2 separate regions of the Homo sapiens genome follow, and region 1 is linked to region 2. Evidence: chromatin contacts called from ENCODE Hi-C or POLR2A ChIA-PET data. All regions are on one chromosome and are shown on one strand. The core of a region is the stretch at or near the end of the contact, and the rest is flanking DNA. Distances in the headings are between cores, read along the strand shown. Region 1 has its middle 8.5 kb from the start of KRT33A. Region 2 holds the start of KRTAP4-11 (keratin associated protein 4-11).

Evidence for each region. A loop is a pair of places that touch in the nucleus more often than their neighbours do. ChIA-PET counts read pairs that join two places held with the same protein, here RNA polymerase II (POLR2A). Pooled maps may share reads with other maps.
Region 1: a loop to region 2 is called in a pooled map, with 4 times the contacts of the local background. The contact joins the enhancer-like site here to the promoter of KRTAP4-11 in region 2. A Hi-C loop is called at or near these places in 5 of 50 pooled maps. POLR2A ChIA-PET finds 5 or more read pairs at or near these places in 2 of 52 experiments (CD4-positive, alpha-beta memory T cell and activated CD4-positive, alpha-beta T cell).

Annotation. Positions count from the first base shown.
Region 1 is chr17:41,339,232-41,345,356 of GRCh38, forward strand. No RefSeq gene overlaps it. Among named protein-coding and RNA genes, the nearest start is that of KRT33A, 8.5 kb to the right of the region's middle. Within about 2 kb of position 2,445, at least 4 of the 41 ENCODE cell types and tissues checked have a DNase peak (open chromatin) inside an H3K27ac peak, as active enhancers do.
Region 2 is chr17:41,113,479-41,120,278 of GRCh38, forward strand. It overlaps KRTAP4-11 (keratin associated protein 4-11), which reads right to left and starts at 4,895. Exons shown (of 1, transcript NM_033059.4): 1 at 3,703-4,895. The coding sequence starts at 4,837. The coding sequence ends at 4,250.

The DNA of each region.
Region 1 (6,125 bases), core at 1,195-3,694, 220 kb after region 2:
TGAGTGTCATGGTTGTTAATCTAAGAATAACATACTGCCTTCAAAGAACAGCGTCAAGTTTGAGAAAAGGAAGAATTACTCCCTTCTCATTAGAAAAAAGACAATCATGTACCCACATGTTTCCTGCTCTTCTCAGTTGCCTAAGTGCGTCTTCTGTTGATAAACAAAAACATTTTTTGCTGCATAGTATTGCTCAAGCAACCCCTCTATGCCTCATTTCCTCATCTGCCCTAAATAGGTTATGCATTTCAGGCAGGCAGATTATTAATTATTTGTTGAGCACTTATTGTGTGCCTACTTTACGTCTGCCATAAAAGTACCACAAGGATCAGTTTAAAAAATGAGAGAATTCCTCAAAATTATTTAAACTGTCTGACTCAAGCTCTAATCTAGCAGGGACAATGGCCAGATGGAGTCCAGGGATGAAGTTTTGAGCTGGCTGCATGGGTTGTTCCAAGGCAGCAATATGCAGGTATGAGCTGTGCCAGGCACAAGAGCACCCAGCTGCAGGGTGGGATGGAGACGAGCTTATGTGCTGCTTGCCAAATCAGGCACCTACAGGCTGCATCCACCCAGAGAGAGAGCCTTTCTCTAAACCATTAATGGTGCACAGGGGTTATTGCAGACCTGGCTGAGAGGCCAAGAGCAGAAAAAGCTAGAGAGAATGGGGGCATATATCAGGAGGCATCAAAGGCCAGAATTAGGAAAAGCTAGAGAGAATAGGGGCAAATAATGCCCTGGAGGCACCCAAGGCCAGAACCAGAAAAGCTGGATCTACCATTAAATCCAAGGGGTGAACATGGGGTTAGAAATGGAGACAAAGGCAAGGTAGTGACAGAAACAGGGCCACAAAAAACGACCAAGCAAAAAAACTGACAATTCACTAAATGCCTAAGACAACTGCAATAGACATTTTGTTTTTTTCTTCTTCTCCTCCTTTCTTCCTCCCTGCCTTTCTTCCTTCCTTCCTCACTCATTCTCTCTCCTTCCCCCTCGTCCTCCTCTTCTTCTCCTTCCTCTTTCTGTTTTAGTAACAATCTCAGAGCACAAGTGTAAACCTTCAGTTAAACAGACAGCAGTGAGGCAGACATCTGCTTTTCTAAAATCCTTGACATCCAAATGTGAAACAGAGCTCACTAAAGCTCAGTTGCAAAATTCTAGATGCTCCTCTCTCCATCTCTAACCCATGGAATATTTTCCCTCTTATAGCCCCTTGAAGTGTCTATGCACTTCAGTTCATAAAATGCTGCCGTGGGGAACCAATCTAATTAAGCACTTACCAAGAAAGCATTCAAACTCTCTCATCTATGTCCTTTCCCTGCCCCCAGAGTGCACCCTTCTTAGAGGCATGTCCCTCTGTGCTGGTCATACCTGTGCATTACCATGCATGGCCTGCAGTCACTTCCCGCAGTGACCCTCCCACGTGTCCCCCTGGCTCTTTGACAATGGACCACACACCCTCTGCTCTCAGGGTCTTGGTAACCCTCATGTTTCACAGCAGCCAGCAGTCAGTCAGCCTCCACAACCAACCAAGATGAAGTCAGCATGTGCAGGTCTGAAATAATTATTAACAGGAAATACAAACACGTTAAATTTTACCCAGGCCTTTAATGATACACTTAATTGTTGGTTTCCTGTGTAGAAAATAGGCATAAGTGGAAACCAGTTCCCATAAAGTGACTAAAATTCCTATGACTTTGACACCACCAGCTCTGTGCTTTACTTTTATCTTTCCATTTGAAAATTCTGATTGTTATAATCAGCAAAAATACCACCAGTTTCATAATCATAATTAGCCATCTTCCTCCTAACACAGCACGCACACACACCTGCACTCACACACACAAGCATAGGTGCACAGACCCACACAGATGCATGCAGGCACATCTGAATTCATTTCTCTCTGATTCTCAGCCCTCGAGCTCAGATTCTTCAGTTTCTTGTCCCATCTGGCCTGTCTTCTACAACCCTCAATTTGAGAGAACCTGAAACTAGATTCTCACCTGGTTACTGAAGGACTCAAATGAGCAAAACCTTTTATTCTCAAGGCTGTGGAGACCCTGTGATGAGCAATAGGAAAGGGGTCAGAATGCAGGGCTGCTAAGGAAGTGAATAGGAACTCCATTTACTGGACACTTATGATGTATCTGGTTGGGTTGAGCATCTTTGCAACATAATCTGATTCTACCTTTATTTAAAAAAAAGTGAGGTGGTTATTAGTCTCCCATTTTCAGTTTAAGAAACCGTGGCTTAAAAAGCATAGTAACACAATGCAGGCTGAGATACAGATAGAGGTTACAAGACTGAAACCAGATTGAAAACTAAAGCAGTCACTTTCAAATGCATGATTTTTCTGAGGTTTGGTTTCTAGCCTTTCTTTTTTCACCTTTTAACCACTTTTAAAACTTTAAACACATTCACTCCCATGTGCCACACCCAAGCTTTAGCTCGTCGGGATCCCCCACAGCTTCATTTGTGCCGCTGCAGGAAGTCATCTTGTGTAGATGCCATCACATCCAGGCCGCAGCTGAGCAAGTGTTTGAATTTTTTGTAAATACATCTTTGACTGGGGAGGCTGTAAATCCTCCCTAGGCTTTACTATTGCAGGATCTGGCCAGCAATCTGCAATGCAATGGGGCTCTTTGTTCCCAGGAGGATTGGCAGGTTGAGAAAGAATAGACACACACAAGATAGTGAAAGCTGGGTCCGGGGGGTCACCGCCTTCTGGTCCTGCGATGCCACCAATGCACTGGATATAAATATAGCATTTGTTATTAAGTTTAGTGAGGGTGGGGGTAGGTTAGTGAGGGATTTCGGGTCATTTGATTATGAGGTGAGATGGTCACATGGGGATGAAGCAATTCTTTAACATAACATCTGTATGCAGAAGTACAATATACAGAGATAAGAATTTACAATATAGTATGTGCATCAGTAATTTCTAACAGAGCCTTAAAACAGAAACACAGTGTTTCCATAACCTGTGATTAGCAAGATATTAATCAGCAGTAACAGTTGCAGCAAAAGCTGGTTACAAACAATCCATAGAAACAGGACGTGAAGCTAGACAACAGGTTAGACCAGAAATTCTCAGAAGGGAGAATGCCTTAACCCTAAAGAGGCCTAGAAGAGCTGTGGCAAGATGAGGGCATTTATAGCCCTATCTTATCCATATGAACATGCACCCCTCATGCGTCCGTTTATAGGCTCTCCTCAAGGGTCGCATTCCGTTCTCAGAGCTATGAACATCTGCTTTTCTGGGATAGGAATCTTGGTGATGTGAAACATCCCTGCCTGCCCTTCCGTTCATAGACTCTGCAGGGGGAAGCACATCACACGCTGTTGGCTTATTCTGGTAGTCCAGCCTGGCATTGTCTTTACACAATCCTGCATGCAACTTTGTATTTACAATAATCAGGAGCATTTCATCTTTTATTCCATAGCAATAGTTTCAAGGGCTCCCCCTACACTTTACATTTCAGTCCTGTGCTTGTCCCTACAAGTTTAAAAAAAAAAAGTGAGAGTGAGGGAAAGCTACCTCTGCACACCTGCAGCAGGCTCAGCGAGGAGCCTGGTGGGGCCGGGGCCCACCTGCCTGGCACATAACTTCATCAAGTTGTCAGTGTGCATTTTGCAATAACAAGGGACAGATCATGTCATCCTCATATCCTTTTATAGTTGGAGCCATTCTTGGGACTTTTGGTGCCTGCTGCCAGACTCTCCTGTTTTTGATGAGAAATGTGAGCAGTTGTTGTTAGATGTCAGTGATTCTTCTTTGAAACATAAAAGAAGACATACCTGACTTGTAATTGTCATCCACTACCCTGAAACTTTAAATGTTAGTGTTCAGTAAACCTATTTTCCATTCAGCTGCCAATGCACTCCTTTTAATAAAAGTGTCAATCAAATTCATCCTTTTAACTCTCCCAAGGCTTTCCTCTTCCCTTGAAATGAAATCGGATCCTCCACAGAACTGGCGAGCCCCCATGTACCCTGGCCACTGCCCACACATACAGGCTGATTGTTCCTCCCCTACTCATCACTCCCGATGCCCTGGCCTTGCTCCCTTCTTCAAAGGCAACTGCCTTACTCCCTCCCTTCCTTGACTTTCTGTCCCTCTCTCTGGAAAGCTCTTTCCCTCTGCTCTGTTTCTTCTCTGTTTTCAGGTCTCAATGCAAATGTCACCTCTCAGGCAAGCTCTCCAAACTGAGACAATAGGAGCTCGGTTCACATCTGTCAAAAATAGGAGCAAACAGGCTGTTAGGAGGCTGAGTAGAATGTTTTACTGGGACTAGACAATATCAAACTTAGATCCCAAGAGCCCAGGAATTCGTATTCAAGGTCAAAGTGTCAACAACAAGAATACTGAGTCTTACATAGGTACCATGCTGCACCATTTATAAAGCACTTCCATACACAGGGGATCTTCACAACCCCACAATGCTGCCAGGCCAGGTCTCTCAAAAGGAGGACTCTGATGGTCAGGGGAGTCAACAATATATCCAAAACCAGGACCAAAAAATGTTGCCTCCAAAACAAGCCATAATTCTTCTTCTCATCACAGCATCCCACACCATCTCCTAGTGGGTAAGACTCATAGCCCAGCGCCATCATGGTTTATTTCACAGGGAAGGGTGGGGCAGGGATTAGGAGACATTTCCCAGGGTCTTGTTTCCTTGCTTCCTTGCTATGGGCCTCTCCCCTCAGAGCACTGTTTTCTGAGAAGGCCTGGCTCGAGGAGCTGATGACCTCAGCGACTGCAGACCTGGGAACCTGCAGAAAGGAGAAATTAAGTTTGCACCTGGGAAAGCCCAGGGTTGAATAACAGAACCTCGCCTTTAAGAATTCTTGCTTTTTTTTTCCTGCCTCTGCATTGTTGCTGAAATATACAAGAGAGAAAGAAAGGATTCTGAACCCATTATTTATCTCCTCCTTCCAAGCAAGCAGCAGACATTCATGATTAATGATGAGGTGACTTTCTACATTGATTTAATTGAAATCTGTATCCTATCCAGGTTATTTTTAAAGTTTATAAAGACCTTTTCTACTGATTCTTCTCTTCCAAACTCAAATAAAGAAATGTTTTATATACATGATCTTCCACTAAAAAGGAGCCCAGACTCTCAGATCCTCAGGAACATCTGTTCTCCATTCTATAGGACTGTGCTGCTGAAGACAAATGGAGTAGCGAGTGACCAATCTTTGAGACTCAGCATTCTCTCTATGTTAGCCCTAACGCAAAAGAGAGGACTGGTCCGCACCTAAGGGAAGAAGGTGGCCACGAGCAACTGTTGAGGGCTGGTCTCCTTAGCTGTCCTCTGGTATCCACAGCCCTGAATGGAAGGTTTTGGGTATTTTTCCCTGGACATCTCTACCACACCTAAATATATGGTCTGCAAGTTTTGGAGAGAATTTCCAACCCCCACTCTACCTCCTGCCCCTCCCTACCTGTTCTCATAGGTTGATGATATTCTAATCTCTATTAAGAGTTCCCATTCTCAATATCTCTTCATTTCAATCATTGATTTAGAAAAGTAGGAGTAGAGAAGTGAAAAATGAGACTCAATCTCATTTGTGGGCTGGGCCTTGGGTTTCCTTACTTGATTGCTGTTTTTGTTTTTTTAAACATTGCCAAATCTGGATGCCACTGAAGGCAGTAATGTGACATAATGATGGTCCCAACTGCATATAAATAAAAACAGGTGGGGCCAAAGCTCAAGGCTCACTAGGACAAAAGAGACTTTTCCGCCAAATAACCCACTCACAGTTCTCCATCATCTGACGCAGACCCCAGGCAACTGAGCAGAGAACTCCAGCATAGAGTTCCAGGCCCACATCATAGAACTACAGAAAGTCACAAGGAGTCCTTGAGTGCCGAGGCAGGAACAAAGAGAGGAAGGTGAACCAAAGGCACCTCCCCACCATCCAGCCTAGCAGATCCCACACTCCTCCTGGCCACTATATCCCTCTACCCTTTGCTGCTCCTTCCTACTTTCTACCTAAACATTTCAGCACAGCATGGTTGTGTGTGTGCATGTGTGTGTGGTGTACATATGCTTATATGGTATGTGGTTATGTATATGTGTATATGAGATTATATACCATATGTTAAGGTGATAGATTTA
Region 2 (6,800 bases), core at 3,645-6,144:
GTTTCTCTCTACCTGATTTTCCCCAGAATTGGAAACTATCTGTGAGTATTCTTAACTTATGGCAATACAGTTATTTGCATAAGTGCAATAATAATCTGTTTTCATGTGTAACAAGACACAATTGGAGAAATTGGTCATTTTACCAAGGCTTTGACTGGAATGGTGTGCTCTCCTTTAAGGAATCAAATTTGACTTATGGAGCCAATAAAAGCCCCTTGGGAGAACTGGCCTCATACCTTATCTACACAGTCCCTGTACAGGGTTCCTGACCTGTGGTAAGTAAAGCATGTCACTTTCTAACAGTTCCAGGAGCCCCAAGTTTATCTTGGAACCTCAAGAGCAGAGGAATTCATGCAACTCATAGGTATTTGATGGTACAAATCCATGGCTAGGCTAAGCTTTCCAAAAGTCTTATCCGAAATTCCTTCTATGGAACAAAGTTCTGATAGGGACAGGGGGCTGAGAAATTCTAGGCAGAAAAGGGTAGGTCTCTGACAAAACCCCACCTTCAAGCTGAAAAGCCTTAAACCACGGCCCAAAGTGAGAACTTATATCCCTGTTTTCCTGCTTGAAAGTTGCCTTTTTCTAAACCACTCATGGCTCCATCCTGTCCATCCTATGCCTGTGAAGATGCCAGACTCAGCTGGCAGAGGCAAGAAGCAGCTGGACATTGGGAACTACAGCTGGACGTCAGAGAGAAGCAGCTTGATTCAGAGGGACAGCTTGATGGTGTAATCTTGGAGAAGAATCCAGCTGGATACAGCCTAACTTTGAGGAAGATTACCTACCCACCCCATCCTTTTTCAGCTCCGCTTTCTGCTAAGAGCCACTTTCATCAGCAACAAAATCCCCCACATTTACCATCCTTTGATTGGTTCATGTGACCTCACTTTTCCTGGACACAAGACAAGAGCTTGGGAGCCAGGAGAGCAGATACAAAAGACTGTCACACTGGCCCTCTGCCCTTGCTGGTGGAGGGCAGCTGCCTCACACAAAAAGGCAGAGGCCTCACTGAGCTGTTGACACTTAAGCCATCCATGGAAGGCAGAGTTAAAAGAACACTGTAACATGCCCTCTGGGGCTATGGGGGTCGCAGGCACCCCCACCTAGATGCTGCTGTGGGGCCCACACAGAGTTTGCTCCTGCCGGTGGCCAAAAGCACTCACTTTGGCTCCTGCACTGATTCACCTGCATGCTTCCTCCCACAAGCAGGGGACTGCAGCAGGTCCCAGTGAGTGAAGTTTGATCCTACCGTGCTGCAGTGCCGATTCCAGCACACGTGCACTCCAGTTCCTGCCTCATTTGCTTGCATGCTCGCTCCTGCAAGGAGTTGAGAGTGGCAGGCTGAATAAACGAGGCACCCGTCACAAGTCCCACAAAGGGGTCAGGGAAACATCCTGCTTCAGTTCCATCAAAGGCAATTTAAAAGCTTATGCAAAAAAAAAGTATTACTATGGCTGCGCTGTATACAAATAATCAGGTCAAGTATAATAAAGAAAATCAGCCCTGCCATGATTTGTCTTTAGTAAAAATGGGAAATGGGAGAGAGAAGAATTATGTTTCAAAAAATGATAATACACCTGTTGTTAGATTCTAGTCTTGCCTAATGTTTTCCCATTTTTATTATTTTCTACAGTTTCCACTGAATTCTAATTTTTCTTGGCTACAGGTCTTCAAAAGATTGTTTTCAGTTTTTTTTTCTTCTTCTTTCCCCCATTTTTCCTAATTTGGAGTCACTGAAAACTCATCTGTGCTTTTGTAAAGCCCTGCGAACTGGAGCTAGAGAATTTAAACTTCAGAAGAAAATACCAGCAACCTGTTTACATACATAAGCCACTTTCATACCTGCCTACTGATGTATGGACTTCAGAGTAATGTGGCCCATATTGATTTTCCAGGATTGTTCTTTTGTTTATTTTTGTTTTTCTCCCTTCCTCCCCCTATTTTCTCTTCATAGGACATGAAACTTCACAACCTGCTAAAAATGAACTTTCCTAATAACTCAGGAATTATCTTTCTAGGAATAAACAATCCTAGCCATGAGATATCAGATGAAACTTGAGACCAAAGACTGACTTTCTTCAAAAAGGCTTTCTCAAAAAGATTTTTAAGAAAAGGGGGGAAATTTGAAAGGAAAATAAACCTTGGGGCCCTGAAATCACTAAGGTAAAGGGGAAAGTCAAGCTGGGAACTGCTTAGGGCAAACCTGCCTCCCATTCTATTCACAGTCACCCCTCTGCTCACTGAGTTAAATGCATATCTGATTGCCTCCTTTGGAAAGGCTAATCAGAAACTCTAAAGAAAGCAACCATTTGTCTCTTATCTACCTATGACCTGGAAGCCCCTCCCCGCTTAGACTTGTCCCGCCTTTTCCGGACGGAACCACTGTTCATCTTACATATGTTGATTGATGTCTCATGTCTCCCTAAAATGTATAAAACCAAGCTGTGCTCTGACCACTTTGGGCACATGTCTTCAGAACCTCCTGAGGCTGTGTCACAGGTGTACATCCCCAACCTTGGCAAAATAAACTTTCTAAATAAACTGAGACCTGTCTCCGATTTTGGGGGTTCACAAGGCCATACTGACTTGTCCCCTGTGTGAAGCCCAGCAGGATCCTTTCACAGCAAGCTCTTTTCACTTGAACCTTTGTGCATCAGTGCCTAACTCTTTCACAAGATAAGGGGTCCTACAGAATCGAAGCAGACCCACCAGAGGGTTACAAGTTCCTGATACCTAGTACAACCTGGGAAAGAGAGCAAAAGCCCTTTATTCCTGATGCAGCTTCCCCAATCTCTAGCCAATTTGCACCAAAAGCCCAAGAAACTCCTAACTACAAATTCCTTCCTGGGGTGGGGTGTTTGGGAGGGTGGGCAGGGACTTCTCTGGGGTCCTGCATGCACAGCTAGGATCAAGGTTCAGCTTATAGTAACCATTTCCTCATTTTAATAGTAAAAACAACCACAACAAGAAAAACACCCCAAGGCGGAGATTTCATATGCTAATGATACATGCGATGGGTGTTAGACCACGTGGATCCTGAGCACATGTGCCAACCGCAGGTCTGCCTTTGCATACTTGACCTCACCAGTATTTTATGATTATGTACGTATAGCTCCCATAAAAGGAATTCCTCTTACAGCACTAGCTGCTGTCTCTCCCACTGAGCACCCCACTCTGCCTCTCAAAGAGTACTTTTGCTTTGCAACAAATTTCTTCGCTTACTCTTACTTTGGATTTGCTCTCAAATTCTTTTGCACAGCAAATTCAAGAACCTGAACTGGTCCACCGACAACAAAATAACAAAATTCCCTTATATAACATTTGGAGTCTGCCTTAACTGATTTGAATCAAGATGGAATGCAGTAGGATGAGATGTGCCTTTTAAATTTGACACAGAAGAGTGAGGAGTATTACCATGATATCATAAGTTCTAAAATCATGGATGAACTTACAAACAACAATACTGGGGCTTTACCTATCCCAAAGCATTCCATATATCAAATTGAAACAATCAAAAGCTTCTATTTTATTTTAGTTTATGCGTGACATTGGAGCAGTTTGGCACTATGAGTTCATCCCTGAAGTCTTACTTTGGAATCATGCTTTGAGAATCCCCTTCTACTGCATTCCCACCTCACCCCCATGAATCAGTAAACTCAGTGAAAATTATCACAAAAAAATGCAAAAAACAATAAAAGATTTCTAAATGAAAAGTTTAATACAATATATTTTGTGAACACAATAAAGATAAAGAACCAATAAAATAGAAAAATTCTGGCAAACTTGAACAAACAGAGACAAAGAGAGAACAGGGAGAAAGCAGGAGAGCATGGGAGGGGCAGCCTCCTACCTTTCCAAGAGAAAAGAATGACTGAAAGGCTGACAGACAAATAATATGTTTGAAATGGAGATAATGTGTACCTCACTGGGAAGGATATTCTGTAGGCTCAAAACGATTTAAAAAATGAGGAATTTAGAGGATTGGAATAATTTCTTAGCTAGTGGATTACAAATTATTTCATATTTGGTGCCATGACTGGAAGAGAAAGAAAGCAAGGGAGGGAGTTTAAAATGAACCAGAATGTTCTCACAGAGTCAGTGGGATGGTGATGGGCTCATTGGAAACATGAAGTCCACCCTGCTGAATGACATCAATCCCACTCCATGTGTCCTAATAGTCAGCACAGAAGAATGGTCTACAACTGTGGGCCTGCAGTGAAGGGAGAGATGAGCCAGGGCAGTGGGCTCAGCAGCAAGAGGAGGCACAGCACAAGGGGCGGGGGCAGCTGGAGATGACACAGGTTGGGCGATAGCAAGTGGTGTGGCAGGAGACTCGGCCACAGACTGGACGCAGGCAGCAGCAGGGGCGGCAGCAGCTGGATTCACAGCAAGAGGGGCGGCAGCAGCTGGAGATGCTGCAGCTGGGGTGGCAGCAGGTGGGCTGGCAGCACACAGACTGGCAGCACTGGGGTCTGCAGCAGCTGGACACACAGCAGCTGGGGCGACAGCAGCTGGAGATGCAGCATCTGGGGCGGCAGCAAGTGGGCTGGCAGCACATAGACTGGCAGCACTGGGGCTTGCAGCAGCTGGACACACAGCAGCTGGGGCGACAGCAGCTGGAGATGCAGCATCTGGGGCGGCAGCAGGTGGGCTGGCAGCACACAGACTGGCAGCACTGGGGCCTGCAGCAGCTGGACACACAGCAGCTGGGGCGACAGTAGGTGGTCCTGCAGCAGGTGGTCTCACAGCAGCTGGGGCGGCAGCAGGTCTCCTGGCAGAGGTCTCGGCCACAGCCTTGGTGAGAGCACACGGAGCCACAACAGGAGTTTACCATGGTGTCAGAGGGTGAAGGATCTAGTTGGGTTTCTAGGAGAGTGAAGTTCTTGTGTTTGGAAGTCTCCTGGGCCTGTAGTCCCTTTATACCCTCCTGAAGGCCCATTGCCACCACATCATTATTTCCTTGTTATTATTTACCTACTGGAAAAATTAATCATGTAATTACATCATTGTGTTTCCAGTTAAATACTCCAAAACAGAGAAAATAACCCATTTCCTTTTCCTGCTGTGCTCCTGTGTTTCCATTGGAAATGCATGTCATATTTCTTCATTAGTGGGGAGTCACCTTTGTCCCTGGTCTATGCAGTGTCTTTTACAAAGCACTGGTCACAGGACTCTCTGACATTTTGTTTTTAAATGTGACTCTCCCTCCTACCTGCAGATTGCTGTCTGCAAATCATGGGGGATGATTTTTATAATGTGAATGTATCTTTTGTTGTCAAAGAATGTCCTGGTCAGGTGAAATGTTGGGAAGGAATTAGAAGGAAGCACTCATTTGGGGAAGGATGTCCCATCTGTAATGAGGATGACTCTGATCCCATGTGTGCATCTCGGATGGTCGGGCAGATGGTCAGATCCCAAGAAGTTCTAAACTCTGTCAGATCTTATTCCACAGCCTCCAGCGAAAGTACTTACCCATGACTCACTGCCTTTAAAGGGTAAAAACACATTTTGCTGTATGTCTTACAGTATATGCATTATGAGTAGGAAGTTTTGATTTATCTTTTTTTTTTTTTTTGACAGATTCTCAATCTGTCGCCAGGCTGGAGTACAGTGGCATGATCTCTGCTCACTGCAACCTCCACCTCCTGGGTTCAAACGATTCTTTTGCCTCAGCCTCCCGAGTAAGGTGGTTTGCGCCATCACACCCAGCTTACTTTTGTATTTTTAGTAGAGACAGGGTTTCACCATGTTGGCCAAGATGGTCTCGATCTCTTGACCCCGTGATCCACCTGCCTTGGCTTCCCAAAGTGTTGGGATTGCAGGCATGAGCCCCCAACACCCAGCCTGATTAATCTTTGATCATCAAAATTGCATGATGGATTTTTCATTTACAAAAGCATTTGTTATATATAAAGAATATTTAGAATTATTAAGCCTTCAATAACATGCATCCAAGATGTTCTATTGGGTACTCTGGGTGTAGAACAGATAAACCCTCAACTTTTTCTTGCAGGTACTTGCATAAGACACATGGATAGGAAACAGTTTGGCAGAAATGAAAAGAATTACAATTATTTTCATTAAACAACTAAAATAAGAAATGTATAATATGTGGATAAGTTCCATACACCCTCATGGTATGTATATTACTTGTGAAGTATTGACTATGTAGCAGGCATTGTACCAAATATCTTACATTTGTTTCATTTTCACGCTTTAATAGAACCTTATGAACTAGTTTATATTCTTATTAGTCTTTTAGGGGAATACTCAAAAGAAGCATTAAAAACTTAAAACAAACAAACAAACAACTTGTCCAAGGTTAAAGAGAAAGTAAGCCTAATATGTCTTAGTGTAGCCAAGAAAGCCGTAAAGAATACAATTTGCTAAGCTTGCTGAAACTGCTTCATCTTCTTGGAATGTTTCATCTTTTTTTGTCCACTCTGCAAACTCCTACTCATGTGTCAAGACCCAGTTAAAATATTTCCTCCTCAATAATATCTTTCCTGCTAAGCTACCCCATTCATGTATCATGATTTCCTGCCTTGTGCTCATAATTTATACATTCTCCTGTATCATAGTCATTTACTTCTGTCTTTCCACCACGTGCAATGCAAATACCCTGAAGGCTTGCGCTATGGCATTTATTCTCGTTACCATGATACTCAGCACAGAGAACACTGGTGGTAAATGTTTGTTGAGTGAATGAAGGTTTTTTTGATGACATAGAGGCATGTAAGGTCCTTTAAAAAATGTATATATCTTTTGACTTCTGGATAAAAGGGAGGAAAACATCC